Linked DNA regions of Homo sapiens: region 1 is linked to region 2. A link is a loop called in an ENCODE intact Hi-C map of the cell type or tissue named here. Cell type or tissue: dorsolateral prefrontal cortex. All regions are shown on one strand.

Region 1 (8,000 bases), 220 kb before region 2:
AGCCATTAGGGAAAAATTCTAGAATTTCACTTTTAAAAACCCATTTGTGAGGATAAAGTATTTATTTATTTATTAAGATGGCGTCTCACTCTGTTGCCCAGGCTGGAATGCAGTGGTGCGATCTTGGCTCACTGCAACCTCCGCCTCCCAGGTTCAAGTGGTTCTCCTGCCTCAGCCTTCTGAGTAGCTGGCATTAAAGGCGTCCACCACCACACCTGGCTAATTTTTGTATTTTTAGTAAAGATGGAGTTTCACCATGTTGGTCAGGCTGGTCTCAAACTGCTGACCTCATGATGTGCCTGCTTTGGCCTCCCAAAGTGTTGGGATTACAGGCATGAGCCACTTCACCTGGTCGAGGATATTTATTAATAACTTCTTTTTTTTTTTTTTGATGGAGTCTTGCTCTGTGCAGTGGCATGATCTTGGCTCACTGCAACCTCTGCCTCCCGGGTTCAAGTGATTTCCAGCTAATTTTTGTATTTTTAGTACAGACAGGATTTCACCATGTTGGTCAGGCTGGTCTTGAACTCCTGACCTCAAGTGATCTGCCCACCTCGGCCTCCCAAACTGCTAGGATTACAGGCGTGAGCCGCCGCACCTGCCCAATAACATATTTTTGTATTATTTTCTGGTATTATTCTCCAATGGCTGATGACATCTTTCATGTAAATGGGCCCCTGGCCGTAGGCCAGCTAATAGCCACCCCTGTGTCCTCCTTTGAGGGAGCCCTGAAGTCCTCCTTTCTCCCCAGGTCTTCCTTGTTAGTAAGGCATGAATCCCAGGACATACTGAGTGTGACTGGATTCTGGAGGCAACTGGCCAACAGGTGAAGGTGAGCTGACCCGCAGCTGGGCGGTGGCCACAGCCACAGCAGGAAGAGCAGCCTGGGAACCATGATGGGAGTGAACTGAGAACTGGAAGAAATTGTGTGTCTGTGTTTGTGATTTTTTTTTTTTTTTGACATGGAGTTTTGCTCTGTCGCTCAGGCTGGAATGCAGTGGTGTGATCTCAGCTCACTGCAACTTCCGCCTTCTAGGTTCAAGCGATTCTCCTGCCTCAGCCTCCTGAGTTGCTGGGATTACAGGTGCGTGCCACTACGCCTGGCTAAATTTTGTATTTTTAGTAGAGATGGGATTTCACTATGTTGGCCAGGCTGGTCTTGAACTCCAGACCTAAAGTGATCCACCCGCCTCGGCTTCCCAAATATGTTTGTGATTTTAGTCTGGACCTGCACAGGCTGTGAAATCAGGGCATTTGAGCCATGTTTGTCTAAATTTCAAAGGGCTGTGTTGGCCCAAAGTGACATCTGAGTTGGTCACAATATACAATATTGAATTTTTTTTTTTTTTGAGACGGAGTTTTGCTCTTGTTGCCCAGGCTGGAGTGCAATGGTGCGATCTTGGCTCACTGCAACCTCTGCCTCCCGGGTTCAAGTGATTCTTCTGCCTCAGCCTCCAGAGTAGCTGGAATTACAGGTGTGCACCACCATGCCCGGCTAATTTTTGTATTTTTAGTAGAGACAGGGTTTCACCATGTTGGCCAGGCTGGTCTCGAACTCCTGACCTCCTGATCTGCCCTCCTCGGCCTCCCAAAGTGCTGAGATTATAGGTGTGAGCCTCTGCGCCCAGCCAATATTGAAGTTTAATGTCATTGATGTCCCCTTGGAAACCAGGGTGCCACCAGGAAACTGGCTCTGTGGCAGGTGATCAGGGCTGGAGGATGGCTGACTTTTTTTTTTTTTTTTTGAGACAGAGTCTTGCTCTGTTGCCCAGGCTGGAGTGCAGTGGCGCAATCTCGGCTCACTGCAAGCTCTGCCTCCCGGGTTCACGCCATTCTCCTGCCTCAGCCTCCTGAGTTGTTGGGACTACAGGCGCCCGCCAGTGCCTCAGGTACATTTTCTACTTAAAAAATGGTTTTTCTATAATAAAAGCGATAGAACCTCAGAGAGCTGGGGAAACTGGGACAGAAAGACGAATAAAGCCCTTATAGCTCCGACTACAGAATTCGCTGACTCAGTTCATTAACACATGACCCTGTTCATGAACACAACTGCAATCCTAGGCCATGTGCCAATCTAAATTATGTGTTAACATAGAAAAGCCAGTTTTTTCAACAAATGAATTGCAAGTTAAAAAAAAAAAAAGGTAAACACAGAACCTAAAGATAAAAAGATTTAAATGGAAGATCAACCAATCTCAGTGGATCCTGATTCAAACTAACTTTAAAAAAAGAACAGCTGGGCGCAGTGGTTCACGCTGGTAATCCCAGCACTTTGGAAGGCCAAGGCAAGAGGATCTCTTGAGGGTAGGAGTTCAAAACCAGCCTGGGCAACACAGTGAGGCCCTACAAAAATTTTTTTAAAAGAACATTTTTGTCATTGATAAGACTGTTGATAATATGACACTGATAAGTGAGCGGTGTTGAAAAATTTATTTTAGGTGTGTATAATAACATTGTGGTGATGTTTAAGATACCTTATCTTTTATGCATGCACAAGTATTTACAGACGGAATAATATGTTATCTGGGATTGGCTTTAACATAGCACAGTTGGGGGTAGTGCATGCAGGTGAATATGAAATGAGAATGAGATTGGTCAAGGGCTTTTTTTTTTTTTTTTTTGAGATGGAGTCTTGCTCTGTCGCCCAGGCTGGAGTGCAGTGGCGTGATCTCGGCTCACTGCATCCTCTGCCTCTGGGATTTAAGCGATTCTCCTGCCTCAGCCTCCTGAGTAGCTGGGATTACAGGCGCCCGCCACCACGCCCGGCTAATTTTTTGTATTTTTAGTAGAGACGAGGTTTCGCCATGTTGGCCGGGCTGGTCTCGAACTCCTGACCTCAAGTGATCCACCCACCTCTGCCTCCCAAAGTGCTGGGATTACAGGCGTGAGCCACTGTGCCCGGACGAGTGTTGTTAATTGTTTGTGAGATTATTCTGTTTTTTAATGTTTGAAACTCTCCATAATATAATGTTCTTAACAATTAGAAAAGAGATTTTGCAGGGGCTGGGACTGACCTTATTTGAGTGTGAAGGGACCCACGTTATGAGAGGCACGCAGTGGGCTGGGAGAAAGTGCTGGACAAGTCACACTTGGTCCAGCTGCCAGCTGCCTCCAGATGCGGCTTTCTATGGCTCAGTGTCCGCCAGGGGGAGCCCGAGACCAAGCTAACCCACCCAGGACCGAGAAGCTGGGCAAGGGCTGAACCTGGGTGACCGGCTCTGAGATCTGCTGAGATTGCAAACGCCTTGGTGGGGGAAACTTTACACACAAACCTGAGACGTGCATGAGGCGAAGGCGAGGGCCAACTTTTGGGCCTCCCAAAGTTCTGTGATTACAGGCATGAGCCACCACACCCAGCCTTATTTTATTTTTTCAGATGGGGTCTTTCTCTGCTGCCCAGGCTGGAGTGCAGTGGCACGATCATAGCTCACTGCAGCCTTGAACTCCTGGCATCAAGTGATCTTCCTGTCTCACCTCCCAAAATGCTGTGGTTACAGGCATGAACCACCGTGCCCAGCCGTGAGCAGACTTTGTTCCCTCCCATGCTGAAGCTGAGAGTATGATGGGGGCCCCTGGGCCTCCTGCCCTTTCCCTTGGCGAGCTTGGTCGAAAACACGGAAGTTGCAGATTGCTACGACAGTCTCTAGACTGCCTGATGAAACTGGCTCCTCGGAAAGCAGACTCTGAAGAGTTGGCTTCCACAGCACGGGTTCACATCCCACAATACACACATGTGTGCTGCCCATGTGCATGCCCCGGGAATCAGATCAGGGTGACGAGCCATTACAGTTCACACAGGCCTAACCCCCCACCTCAAAACATTGCTATGGGGACAGTAAAATGGATTGCATGGCCCATGGATTGGCAGTTCCTCAGAAAGCTGGACATGGAGTTACCATATGACCCAGAAATTCCACTTCTAGGTATATACCCAAGAGAATTGAGAACTATGTTGGCACAAAAACTTGCAGCTAGCAGCATTATTCATAATAGCCCCCAAGTGGAAACAACTCAAATATTCATCAACAAATAAATAAATGAAATGTGTAGATTTCTTTTCTTTTTTTTTTTTTGAGACGGAGTTTCGATCTTGTTGCCCAGGATAAAGTGCAATGGTGTGATTTCAGCTCACTGCCTCCCAGGTTCAAGTGATTCTCTTGCCACAGCGTCTCGGGTAGCTGGGATTACAGGTGTGCACCACCAGGTCCGACTAAGTTTTGTATTTTTAGTAGAGACGGGGTTTCACCATGTTGGTCAGGCTGGTCTTGAACTCCTGACCTCAGGTGATCTGCTCATCTTGGGCCTCCCAAAGTGCTGGGATTACAGGCGTGAGCCAACATGCCTGGTCTAGAATGTGTAGATTTTTAAAAACACACACAGTGAAATACTGTTCAGGCCGGGCGTGGTGGCTCATGCCTGTAATCCCGGCACTTTGGGAAGCCAAGGCACGTGGATCACTTAAGGTCAGGAGTTTGAGACCAGCCTGGCTAACATGGTAAAACCCCATCTCTACTAAAAATAAAAATTAGCCAGACATGATGGCGTGCACCTGTAGTCCCAGCTACTCAGAAGGCTGAGGCAGGAGAATTGCTTGAACCCAGGAGGCAGAGATTGCAATGAGCTGAGATTGTGTGCCACTGCACTCCAGCCTGGGGGACAGAGCGAGACTCTGTTGCAAAAAAAAAAAAAAAAAAAAAAAAAAGAAAAGAAAAGAAGAGAAAAAAATACTATTCACCTATAAAAAGGAATGAAATACTGATACATAGATGAACCTTGAAAACATGATGCTAACCAGACACAAAAGGCCACATATCGTATGATTCCATTGATATGAAATATTCTGAGCAGGCGAATTGGTAAAGACAGAAAATAGATGCGTGGTTGCCCAGGGCTGGGGAGGTGGGGATGGGGAATGACTGTTGTACGGGGTCTCTTTTCAGTGTGATGAGAGTGTTCTGCGATTACACAGTAGCGATGATGACACCGCATTGAGAATATGCTAAAAACCAGCGAATTACGCACTTTAGAATATGGTAAAAATGGTGAGGGTTTGAAAAAATAGACTGAAATGCAGGAGCCGCCATTCGGCCAGGGAGGTGGGTAGGACGTCTGAGGATTCCTTCTAGAACCATGGTGAGGGGCAGGCCTTGAAACCTCCTCTGGGTAGCCGCTTGCCCTCACTGCTCCCCTGAAATCAGCCCTGTCCAGCTCGCCAGTGACCCTGCCTCAGCCCTGGTCTTCCTCGACTAGCAAACAAATGCCTCTTCTTCTTCTCCTTCTTCTCCTTCTCCTTCTTTTTCCTTTAAATTGAGACAGAGTTTTGCTCTTGTTGCCCAGGCTGGAGTGCAGTGGTGCAATCTTGGCTCACTGCAACCTCCGCCTCCTAGGCTCAGGCGATTCTCCTGCCTCAGCCTCCCAAGTAGCTGGGATTATAGGCGCACGTCACCACACCTAACTGATTTTTGTATTTTTAGCAGAGATGGGATTTCGCCATGTTGGCCAGGCTGGTCTCGAACTCTTGACCTCAAGTGATCTGCCTGCCTCGGCCTTCCAAAGTGCTGAGATTACAGGTGTGAGCCACCGCGCCCAGCCTTCCTATTCTTCTGCACGTCCTTCCTGTCTTCTGGGACCACAGCACTCTGGATCCTCCTCCTGCCTCCCTGACTGCTCCTTCTCAGTCTGCTGCTGGCTTACTGATGCTCACATGTCCTTAGATTGCTTCTCTGCTGGTCAGCTCACTCCCAGGTGCTCTCAGCAGGTCTCAGGCTGTTAAGTAACACCCAGTCATCAGTCCAGCCCCAAGTGTCCCCTTACTGCAGACTCCATGCCCAGCTGGCTCCTCAGCCTCTCCACAGAAGGCCCACTGAGAAGCTCATACCTAACTTCTGCAAGGCCACTTCCGTTTGCCTGGTGGAAACTTGCTCCTCCCAGACTTCCCTATCCTTGCTCCTGGCAGCCCCATCCTTCCTTTTGCTCAGGCCAGCAATATTGGTGTCACTTAAAAATGGTAGGGCCAGGTGCGGTGTCTCATGCCTGTAATCCCAGCACTTTGGGAGGCTGAGACGGGCGGATCACGAGGTCAGGAGTTCAAGACCAGCCTGGCCAACATGGTGAAACCCTGTCTCTAAAAAAATACCAAAAAAATTAGCTGGGGGCATTGGTGCATGCCTGTAGTTCCAGCTACTTGGGAGGTTGAGGCAGGAGAATTGCTTGAACCCGGGAAGTGGAGGTTGCAGTGAGCCAAGATTGCACCACTGCACTCCAGCCTGGGTAACAGAGTGAGAATCCGTCTCAACAAAAAAAAAAAAAAAAAGAAAAGAAAAAAAGATGGTTAAGGTGGCTGGGTGTGGTGGCCCATGTCTGTAATCCCAGCACTTTGGGAGGCTGAGGCTGGAAGATCACTTGAGCCCAGGAATTCGAGGCCAGCCTGGGCCACATGGTAAAACCCATCTCTACAAAAAATAAAAAAAACCTTTTTTTTGAGACGGAGTCTCGCTTTGTCCCCCATGCTGGAGTGCAGTGGCGCGATCTCAGCTCACTGCAATCTCTGCCTCCTGGGTTCAAGCAATTCTCCTGCCTCAGCCTCTTGAGTAGCTGGGACTGTGTGGTGGCGTGCACCTGTGGTCCCAGCTACCCGGGGGAGCCGAAGTGGGAGAATCGCTTGAGCCCAGGAGGTGGAGGCTGCAGTGAGCTGTAATTGCACCATTGCACTCCTGCCTGGGTAACAGAGTGAGACCCTGTCTCAAAAAGAAGAAACAAAAAGGAAAAATAAAAGGAAAATATAAACCTAGATTTTTTTTTTTTTTTTTATGGAATGAGATAATGTGGTAAAGCTCCCCGGCAGTGCTTGGCACATGGGAGATGCTACACTGACTTTTTTTTTTTTTTTTGAGACAGAGCCTCGCTCTGTCACCCAGGCTGGAGTGCAGTGACGCTATCTTGGCACACCGCAACTTCTGCCTCCAGGGTTCAAGCAATTCTCCTGCCTCAGCCTCCCGAGTAGCTGGGACTACAGGTGCTCACCATCACACCTGGCTAGTTTTTGTATTATTTGTAGAAATGGGGTTTCACTGTGTTGGCCAGGCTGGTCTTGAACTCCTGACCTTGGGTGATCCTCCCATTTCAGCCTCTCAAAGTGCTGGGATTACAGGCGTGGGCCACCGTGCCTGGCCTCCACTGACATTTACAGGAGGCCTAGGATGCTGGAGTGACCGGAGGAGGTGGTGGGAATGGACTCAGGGCTCCAAGATTCCCCACTGGGCTCCTGGCTCTGCTCTCAGATGGAATGTTCTTGGGGCAGAAACAGAGACATAACAGGCAGCAGTCTCCTCTTGCGGCTTGACAGAGAAGATCCGGAGAGGGCAGAAACGCGGGCCAGAAAGAGGGGAGAAAATTCAGGCTGGATTCAGGCTCAGACTGAACAGAAACCCACGAGTATTGCAAACATTCTCCATCTGGCCACAGCCGCGTCTGTAATCAGGCTGATGAGAAGTACTCGCACCAAAAAGCAACCCTGGAAAAAAGAGGATGCTTCTTATCGGGGGCCTTCCCTTTCTTTCGGGTCTTTCCGTATGGAATTCAATGATGACTTTGGAGGAAAGTTTGAGGAGAAAAGGCAATAAAAGTGATGGAGAGGTTGTAGGGCCTAATTATGGGGAGAGATGAAATGACAGCTTGGCTGTGGCACAGTCCTGGGGGAGACGTGGCCTCATGCTGGCTGATGTTAAGGGTCCAGATGGAAGGAGAAGTTGGGGAGAGTCTGGGAGGATGTGAGGAGGAGGAATGAAGTGCTGTTATGAAAAGGAAGTGATAGGCTGAGGTTCAAGAGGATTTCTGGGCCAAAAACCCATTGAGGAGAATAATGGTCTCCCAAGGGCCCTGGAAACACTCCATTGCTTGATATAGTCAACATTTTACAAGATCAAGTCTCAGGATCTGTTCTGTCGGGAGTGACCACCTCTTCCCCAACTTGGATGTTTCATCTCCAGGCTCTCTGCCTC
Region 2 (8,000 bases):
AGACGCCTCTAGACTTCTGTGGGGGTAAAGTGAAGGACCCAAAGCGACACAAGTAGTGTCTGTTCACACTTCCACTTTCAAAGCTAACTACTAGCTGTTCAAATATACTCCATACAGCTTTCAGCAAATCAAAGTGTTTACCTCTCCCACACCAAGGGAAGAAAAGATGCAGACTGCCTTTAAAGCACCTGTCAGCAAGGCGAGGGTTTTAAAGATCAGCCTTGAGAATCAAAGCAGCAGCAGAAGTGTCATTACTCCAGTGCTCTCCCTTCCCGTTCGTGGGTCACACAGAGACAGGCACATCCCCAGCGCTTTGCAAACAGAAGCGCTCCCAAAAGTTGGCTAGAGGGTACACTTCGGCAAAGGGATCATCTTCCCCCTGGCTTGCTGGACTCTTGGAAATGCGTCTGAAAGCCCTTGCCATCCCGTCTTGTGCTGATGACAGCATGAGCCCGGTTGCACCTTGCTCAGCAACAAGCTGCGAGATCCTCAGCTTCTCACTCATACCCCACCTTGAGCTGCTGACGGCGGCCTGGAGAACCGTGTGTGGCTGTTCCTGGATGACATCTGCTGTCACTAGCCTTCCCAGAACACCCGCTGCCCAGGGTTCCTGCTGCCTTCCCCGGTGGACAGATTTTGCAGGGAAGACTGAGGAAATGGGAGGGGGAGCTCTGCTCTAAAGCAGAAGGCACAGAAGGTGGGGTTTTTGTTTTATAGGGAGACTGCCCAGTGTGCTGCAAAAGGAAAACCAACAACAGGGAGTGCCCAACTCACCCCCTCTGCATGAGCAAATGCAGATGGACACTGGACTGTGCCGACTGACACCGGGACTCACACTTGCTGGTCAGTGGACGAGAGGTAAAAGCAGGCAGGATTATTACAGGAATAAATCTGCACTTCCAAAGAGGCAGCTCCCATGACTGAGTTACAATGCTTGGAGCCCCCGAGGGCAGAGTGGCACCAGCTGGGAGGTTGACACTGCATCACTGCTTCGGATGCCCTCACAGGCTCTGACTCGCTGCCAGGTGCTGGTGAGGCTGGAAGAACTTCCTTCCTTCCTATGTACAATGCAAACAGTGCCGCTTCCAGTGCTACCCACACGGGTGCAGCCTCACGGGAGAGTTGCGGAGAGAGGGAATGCGTTCAGTTCAGCCAGCGGACGGCCAGGGGTAAGCGGCCCCTAGTGGGTCACATGGCCTATGATGTCTGGAGACCGCAGATCTTCACCCTCTGGAGTCTCATTTGCAGAGTCTCATTTGTCGTCCGGTCACTGTGGCCACCTCACCCTCGTCACCACGGGCCTTTCCTGTGCCGTGCTCACTCTGACACTGAGATGCTGCCAGGCAGTTTTTTTTTTTTAAATCAGTGGAGTAAGTTCTAAGGGAGCCCCATGTGCTTAAGATAAAAACGTAGCTGGTAAAGTGGAGGCAGAGGCTGCTTCTGTGAGGCTGCATATATCTTACAGGACAAAAAGTTTTGTACTTGAAAACCAAATTCTGGGAAATAGCCCTGCAGGTTTTTGGGAAGCGTCTCCCTCCCTGTCGTGAGTTCCACCTGGGCCCTCCGGGAGAACAGGGACAGGAGAAACACAAGCAAAGCAGACAGGCCCGGAATTGGGAGCCTGAGCCCTGCATATTTTGGAAGGGAACCCCTCGAGGGACTAGTCTGGAATAGTAGGCCAAACGGTAGGAAGCTTTGATTACTCTGCTAACTTGGGGGCCCAAGAGTAGGGCTAAAGCATTGTCTGCAGAGAAACAAACAGGGAAATTCAGTAAGAAGGGCCTATTTTAACTTGCAGTTAGCAGGAGAATTTGTCCCCAGATTTTGATCTAGCTTAAAGTCCCTTGATTCCTTCCCCTCTACAAATGGCAATCACGGTTGCCCTAGAGATGCTGACTGACAAGGTCTCCCAAAGGAGGGGCCCTTCTGCCATTTATGGGCCCCTAAGTGCACACGTGGGCTTCCATGCGGATGGAATCATTGGTCCCCACCAGGGAACCTGGACTGTGGGAGCTGCCGCCACCATAGGACCCAAGGGCTTCCAGACCAGGAAGAGGCAAACAGCCTGCCTGGGAACACAGTGCTGGAACTTGGGACTTGGGTTCTGAGCGGGGCTGCTCCCTGGGCTGTTGTCATCACTCTTTCCTTTTTTTTTTTTTTTTTTTTTGAGATAGGGTCTCACTCTGTTTTCCAGGCTAGAGAGCAATAGTGCAATCACACCTTACTGCAGCCTCAGTCTCCTGGGCTCAGGTGATCCTCCCACCTCAGACTCCCGAGTAGCTGGGACCACAGGAGGGCACCACCATACCTGGTTTTAAAACTTTTTGTAGAGATGGGGTCTCACTATGTTGCCCAGGCTGGTTTCAACCTTCTGGGCTCAAGTGATCCTCTCACCTCAGCCTCCCATAGTGCTGGGATTACAGGCATGAGCCACACCTAGCCCAATTTAGTGAATTTTAAGAAGCATTTTAAAAAAATGAAAACTAAAACATAGAGGATATCCGAGGTTCTAAGGTTAAGAATTTCTTTATGAAACCTGCTTGGAACACAGTTGTAAACAAATGGACTGATTTATGATGGAAGGCACGTTTCTTGCTGCAGATCATGGTCTGAAGTTTGAAAGCCACCAGCCTAGAGGGTTCTGAAAACTTCTCCTTCCTAACACAGCTGAAGGAAAAGGGGTGGGTAGGGGCGGAGGCACAGGGACATCTCCAGGTTTGGACTTTTCCAACATGATTTGCAGAAGGCACTTGATTCTGGAAAGTAGACCTTTGGCATTTCGACCCTCACCCACACTCCCACACCCACTCTGCACAGATCGGTGGTGCATCCGAGGCAGGGCTGAGTTAGAACAGGACATCCTAGACTCGGCGGCAGTGACTATTATTCAGAAATGGCACATCAAGGGCCGGCCTGCCCTTCATCCTGCAGGGGTACTTGGGCATGTGGAGGCCCCTTTCTCCCTGGTGTTGCAACTGGAGAGGAGTCGGTTCCTGAAGAACAGATGGGAGAGTGCTGGGGCCAGGTACCCTGGGAGAGAGGAGGGAAATGAAATCCGGCACAGGGGCTGCGGGGATAGGGGCAGTCAGGAGGCGGCAGTGCGGTGCAAGGGCCCCCCCACGCGGCCAGCTGTGGAACTTCCACCACGACTCCCTGTCCTCTCCTGAGCCCGCCCATCACGTGTAGAAGCTCAGATGCTGGGCGCCAGGAGGGCGGCTTCCTGGCTCTGGGCACCGTGGTTCTGTCCTAACGAGGGGCGCTCTCTGGGTGTAAAAACAGATGTTCTGGCTGGGCGCGGTGGCTCACGCCTGTAATCCCAGCACTTTGGGAGGCTGAGGTGGGTAGACTGCCTGAGCTCAGGAGTTCGAGACCAGCCTGGGCAACATGGTGAAACCCTGTCTCTACTAAAATACAAAAATTAGACAGGCATGCTGGCCGGCGCCTGTAGTCGCAGCTACTCGGGAGGCTTAGGCACGAGAATTGCCTGAACCCGGGAGGTGGAGGTTGTAGTGAGCCAAGATCTCGCCACTGGGCTCCAGCCTGGGCGACAGAGACTCTGTCTCAAAAAAAAAAAAAAGAGATGCTCTGTCTGGCCTGGGTTGTTGTTGGTGGCCAGAGTAAGTGGTGTGAACAAGAGCCCCGGCTTGGGAACATGTCTCAGACTGGCATTGAAAATGAAAGCCAGGATTCCTCTAAATCCACCGCCTTGAAGTGTAAACAGTCCAGAGAGAAACCGACTTTGCCATGCTCCCTCACCCAAGAAAGCCCTCTCTCAAAATGCGCTAGAAAGTTTATATCTGCCTGATCCAGAGAGCAAGTGGAAGGTGCGGAGAAGCCAGACAGAAAAATCGACCTTAACCAAGAGTTCCATCTCCCAGCCTTAAGTTGTGGGATACTGAACAAACAAAACTACACATGTCCTGGGAATTTTGCTTTGTGGTGTTTTTAAAAAGAATGTCAGAGCCCTCCTTGGGGGCTTCAGAAAAGCAGGTATTGCTGGCCCATGGCTTCTCAAGATCACAGTCCCCAACCTATGCTCACTGAGAAGATACCCGCTTACTTCCCCAGTCTCAGGCAGAGAGTTCGTGGTGAAGTGATAAGTAGCAGGAGAGGCCAGCAGACAGGAAGCCACGGGGTCACCAAGGGGCAGGGAGAGAAGGCCTGGCTGCGGCCCCGTCACCCGCCAAGCGAGCCCCTGAAAAGGCTGTGGGCAGCCCCCCTGCCAGTGAGGCCTAGCTCCTGTCTGGTGGGAGCAGAGCCGCCTGGATGGCCCAGTGTCACTCGATGCTCCATCTCTCTCCCCGCTAATGAGCTGTCACCTCAGTGGGTGATTTAACTGGATCTTTCCTGGTAAAACAAGAGGGGCTATTGAGAGCGGAAACACCCATCCGGGAGTCCCCTGAGATGGAAATGACCCTCTTAAATTGGGGATCTCTGGAATGTCCTGATTATCTGCACCCAGTGTGCTTCCTGGAGGAAGGCTAGCAGGACAGAGGAGCAGCGGAGGGCAGGGGTCCTCCCTGAGGAAGTTGGGGGAATGAGACCCCACCTCCCCACGCAGAGCAAGTCATCAAATGAGAAATGGAGCTCCAAACAGCACTGAGATTTCTGGGGCTGGGCGCAGTAGCTCACACCTGTAATCCCAGCACTCTGGGAGGCTGAGATGGGAGGATCGCTTGAGCCCAGGAGTTTGAGACCAGCCTGGGCAACATAGCAAGAGCTCATCTCTGCAAATATTTTTTTTAATTAAAAAAGAAAAAAGATTTCTGGAACCCTTTCCACAGTCTAGTCTTTGCCACTGTATTCCTGTTATCAGCCCTCATTCTCTATAAATGGAGTCTGAAGAACAGCAAAGACACAGGGAGGAGCCTGGAATTCCTACTGCACAGCCAGGATGGAGGAGACAGGGATGGCAAGCGGGAGCAGGTGGAGGCAGTGAAGAGGAGGGCCAGAGGCTAGATGTGCAGAGGTTCTAGAAGGAGGGGCAGCTGGGGAAGGAGGGGCTTGACCCCCTCAGGGTCTCAAGACAGTCCCCAATGCCCCTGCTTTGCACGGGGCAATGTACTCCCCTGGGCGCCTCTGCACCCTTCTGTCTACCAATCATGCTCTGAATGTTCCCCGGGAGCCAGTTCAAGGATCACCTCCCCCAGGAAACCTTCCCTGATTAACCTCAGCCCACCACGTCACGTCTCCTCTTGTGAACGCCGGAGTTTGGGCGCCATCCCGTGTTGTGCTGGTTGATATGAATGTGTAACTGCTGGAGGTCTTTTCTTAAGACTTCTCTCCTGGCCTGAATTTGAAGCTTCTCAGGAGCAGACTCCATTTCTTCCTTGTTTCTGCATCTATCCACCAATACACAGAGCTGCCGGTCAAAGGCATCGGGACAAGGCTTGTCCTGCCCTCTCTGGGGCCTGACTGTGGGATAGAAGGTTCTGGAGAGCCAGGGCACGCTGGGCAGGTGGCGGGGCCGAGAAGGGAGGGAAGACACGGGCGAAGGAAAGCACAGGAGCGAAGCGGGCAAGGGGCACAGGCGCCCTCATCCCAGGAAGGCGTCGTAGTCCATGTACCACACCAGCTGGCCGGAGTGCGGCAGGACACCCGAGATGGGCCACTTCTTGGGCTCATGGCCCACCCGGCTCACCAGCGTGGTGATCTCACGCTTCATCCTGCCCATGACCAGGACTGCCACCTTCTTGGCGCGGTTGATGAGAGGCAGGCTAAGGCTCATGCGGCGGTGTGGCTGGGAGGGGCTCGTGGTCAGCACGACCAGCTGCTCGCCATCCAGGCCAGTGGGTGACTGTGGGAAGAGGGAGGCTGTGTGCCCGTCGGCACCCATGCCCAGCAGCACCAGGTCGAAGCTGCTGTTGGCCACCAGGGCTGAGATCTCCCTGGCATAGATCTGGGCGCCCTGGTCCTCCTCGGCGCAGAGCCGCTGCTGCAGGTGCACAGGCATGGGGTGGATGTTGTAGTAGGGGATCCGGACGTGCTGCAGCAGGTGGGCCTGCAGGCCCTGGAAGTTGGACTCCGGGTCTGAGAGTGGGACGCAGCGCTCGTCAACCAGCCACAGGTGCGTGTGGGCCCAGGGGAAGCCATAGTGCGCCGTGGCCAGCTGCTGGAACAGGGCCACGGGGCTCGAGCCCCCCGACAGTGCCAGGTGGAACTGGCCAAAGCGCCGCACGGCTCGCACAGCGGTGGCCTCGATGTCATTAGCCAGCTTAGAGATCAGCTCCTCGGACCAGGCGGAGACCAGCGGGCTCTCTCGGTACTTGGCCCTGAGGACCTGGAAGTCACTGGGCATTGGGGCCGGCCCTGGCCCTGGCACCAGCTGCTCCGGCTGCTGCTGGGAAAAGAACAACCGGCCGCTACTGAACTCAAAGTCCAACAGACGGCCATTCTCAGCTCCTCCAGGGTAGAGGCGTGGGGCCTTATGGGCCAGGCTCTCCAGCAGAGGGGTCCAGAAGTTCCAGGAGGCCAGCAAGTTCTCTGTGGTGATGAAGAAATTCTTCCGGCCATGGAAGATATGGGATAAGAGGACGGAGTGGGCGTCCCGCTCCCGCACAGGGCTGTAGGCGTAGTAATCGGACAGAGGGCTGCCGAAAAGGCGGAGCCCAGGTGGTCCCTCCATTTCCTTCCAGCTGGAGGGCAGGGAGGGCCTGAACAGGTTCCTGCTGACCAGCACGGCAGGGCTGCCCAGGTCGCCATGGCCGATGTGGAAGACGAGCTGCCGGGGCAGGCACTGGCTCTGCGCCGCGGCCCAGTGCTTTTCGCTCTGCACACAGCAGGCCTGGTTCTTGAACAAGATCCGAGCGTAGCCCACTCTCTCGTCCAAGGCTTTGCCAGACATCAGGATGAAAGGCACGCCCTCCCAGCGAAGGTTGTCAATGTGCACTAGGACGGCTGGGGTGAGGGAACAGCAGAGGGTGACTCTCTGGCACAGACCAGGACTCTCCGGCCAGCCCTCTCCTCTCCTTGCCGGCTCCTCTGGGCGTCCCCCTGCCTCAGGGAAGCCCCTCGCCTTGCCATGCTCACCCCTCGCCTGGCATCTCTTCCATGACCTTCTCTTCCCAGTCCATGCTTGAAAACCGGCCTCTGGGGCTATCTCTATGGCTTTGACACCTGCCTTCATTGAGGCCCCTCTTAGAGTTATGGTCCCCCAGGAAAGGAGAACCGGGCTGAGAGCATCCAACCTGGAGACTCTAAAGGACGCCCCACAGTGGGGGCAAGTGGGGTGGGGGACCCTGACTCTTAGGTATTTGAGGGGTCAGGGGGTCCTACAGAGAAACGTGCTTCCCTCCTGCTTGTGAAGCATTCAGGATGCACCCGACGCAGGGTCAGAGGTGCGGGGTGAGGAGAGAGTCACCAAGCAGAGGCCCGTGGGTGGGGTGTTGGCAAGGAGGGACAAGGCCTGGTGGCAAGAGCCAGGGGCTGACAGTATTCCATGCCCAAGTTCCAAGCCTGGTTCATTCTGACGACTTCACCGAGCCTTACGTTTCCTCACCTGTAAAACGGGGCTAATGGCCCCTGCCTCGTGGTTGGTGCGTGAGGCTTGTATGAGAGGCATCTATAAAGCACCTGGCATACGGCGCGTGCTCAACAGGCAGCTGTGGCTCTTACTGCCTGGCTGCTACCTGGTGAGGAGCCAGCCTCTCCCAGAAAGCCCTGGGTCTCTGGAACTGCCCAGAGGACAGCCCTGGCATGGCACTTGGCCGCTGGAAGTGTCTCCAGCTGTGGCCAGGCAAAAGGCTTGCGGCCTCACTGGGGAGACCCTATGAGGCAGGAACCAGGTCTGTCTGAGCCTCGCACGACAAACCCTTGGGAAGCATCTGGGACTGAACTGGGGCTGACACGAGGCCATGGCCATTGGGATGTCCTTCGCCCTGAGGGCACCACCAGCTGGCCTGCCACTTTAGGCTGGTAGGAGGCCAGGGAGACAGGGGAATGCCATCCTTGCCTCCGAGCACCCTGGGGGAAATCCCACCTCAAGTCCCCTCCACTCCACC

What was found. A loop is a pair of places that touch in the nucleus more often than their neighbours do. Peaks named below come from ENCODE experiments on the same cell type or tissue, not always from the same donor. Only the 100,000 strongest peaks of a DNase experiment are listed, where the experiment ranks them.
Region 1: a loop joins it to region 2, with 7 times the contacts of the local background. A loop is called at or near these places in 67 of 110 quality-filtered maps.

What each region holds. Positions count from the first base shown.
Region 1 is chr1:9,486,393-9,494,392 of GRCh38, reverse strand. No RefSeq gene overlaps it. Among named protein-coding and RNA genes, the nearest start is that of SLC25A33, 49 kb to the left of the region's middle. In dorsolateral prefrontal cortex, CTCF peaks have their summits at 2,932 and 3,134 (motif pointing right); a DNase peak (open chromatin) is centred at 3,152.
Region 2 is chr1:9,262,406-9,270,405 of GRCh38, reverse strand. H6PD (hexose-6-phosphate dehydrogenase/glucose 1-dehydrogenase) reads right to left here. Exons shown (of 5, transcript NM_004285.4): 5 at 1-6,897. The coding sequence ends at 5,537. Among named protein-coding and RNA genes, the nearest start is that of SPSB1, 26 kb to the left of the region's middle. In dorsolateral prefrontal cortex, CTCF peaks have their summits at 2,907 and 3,114; a DNase peak (open chromatin) is centred at 3,125; H3K27ac peaks cover 681 bases.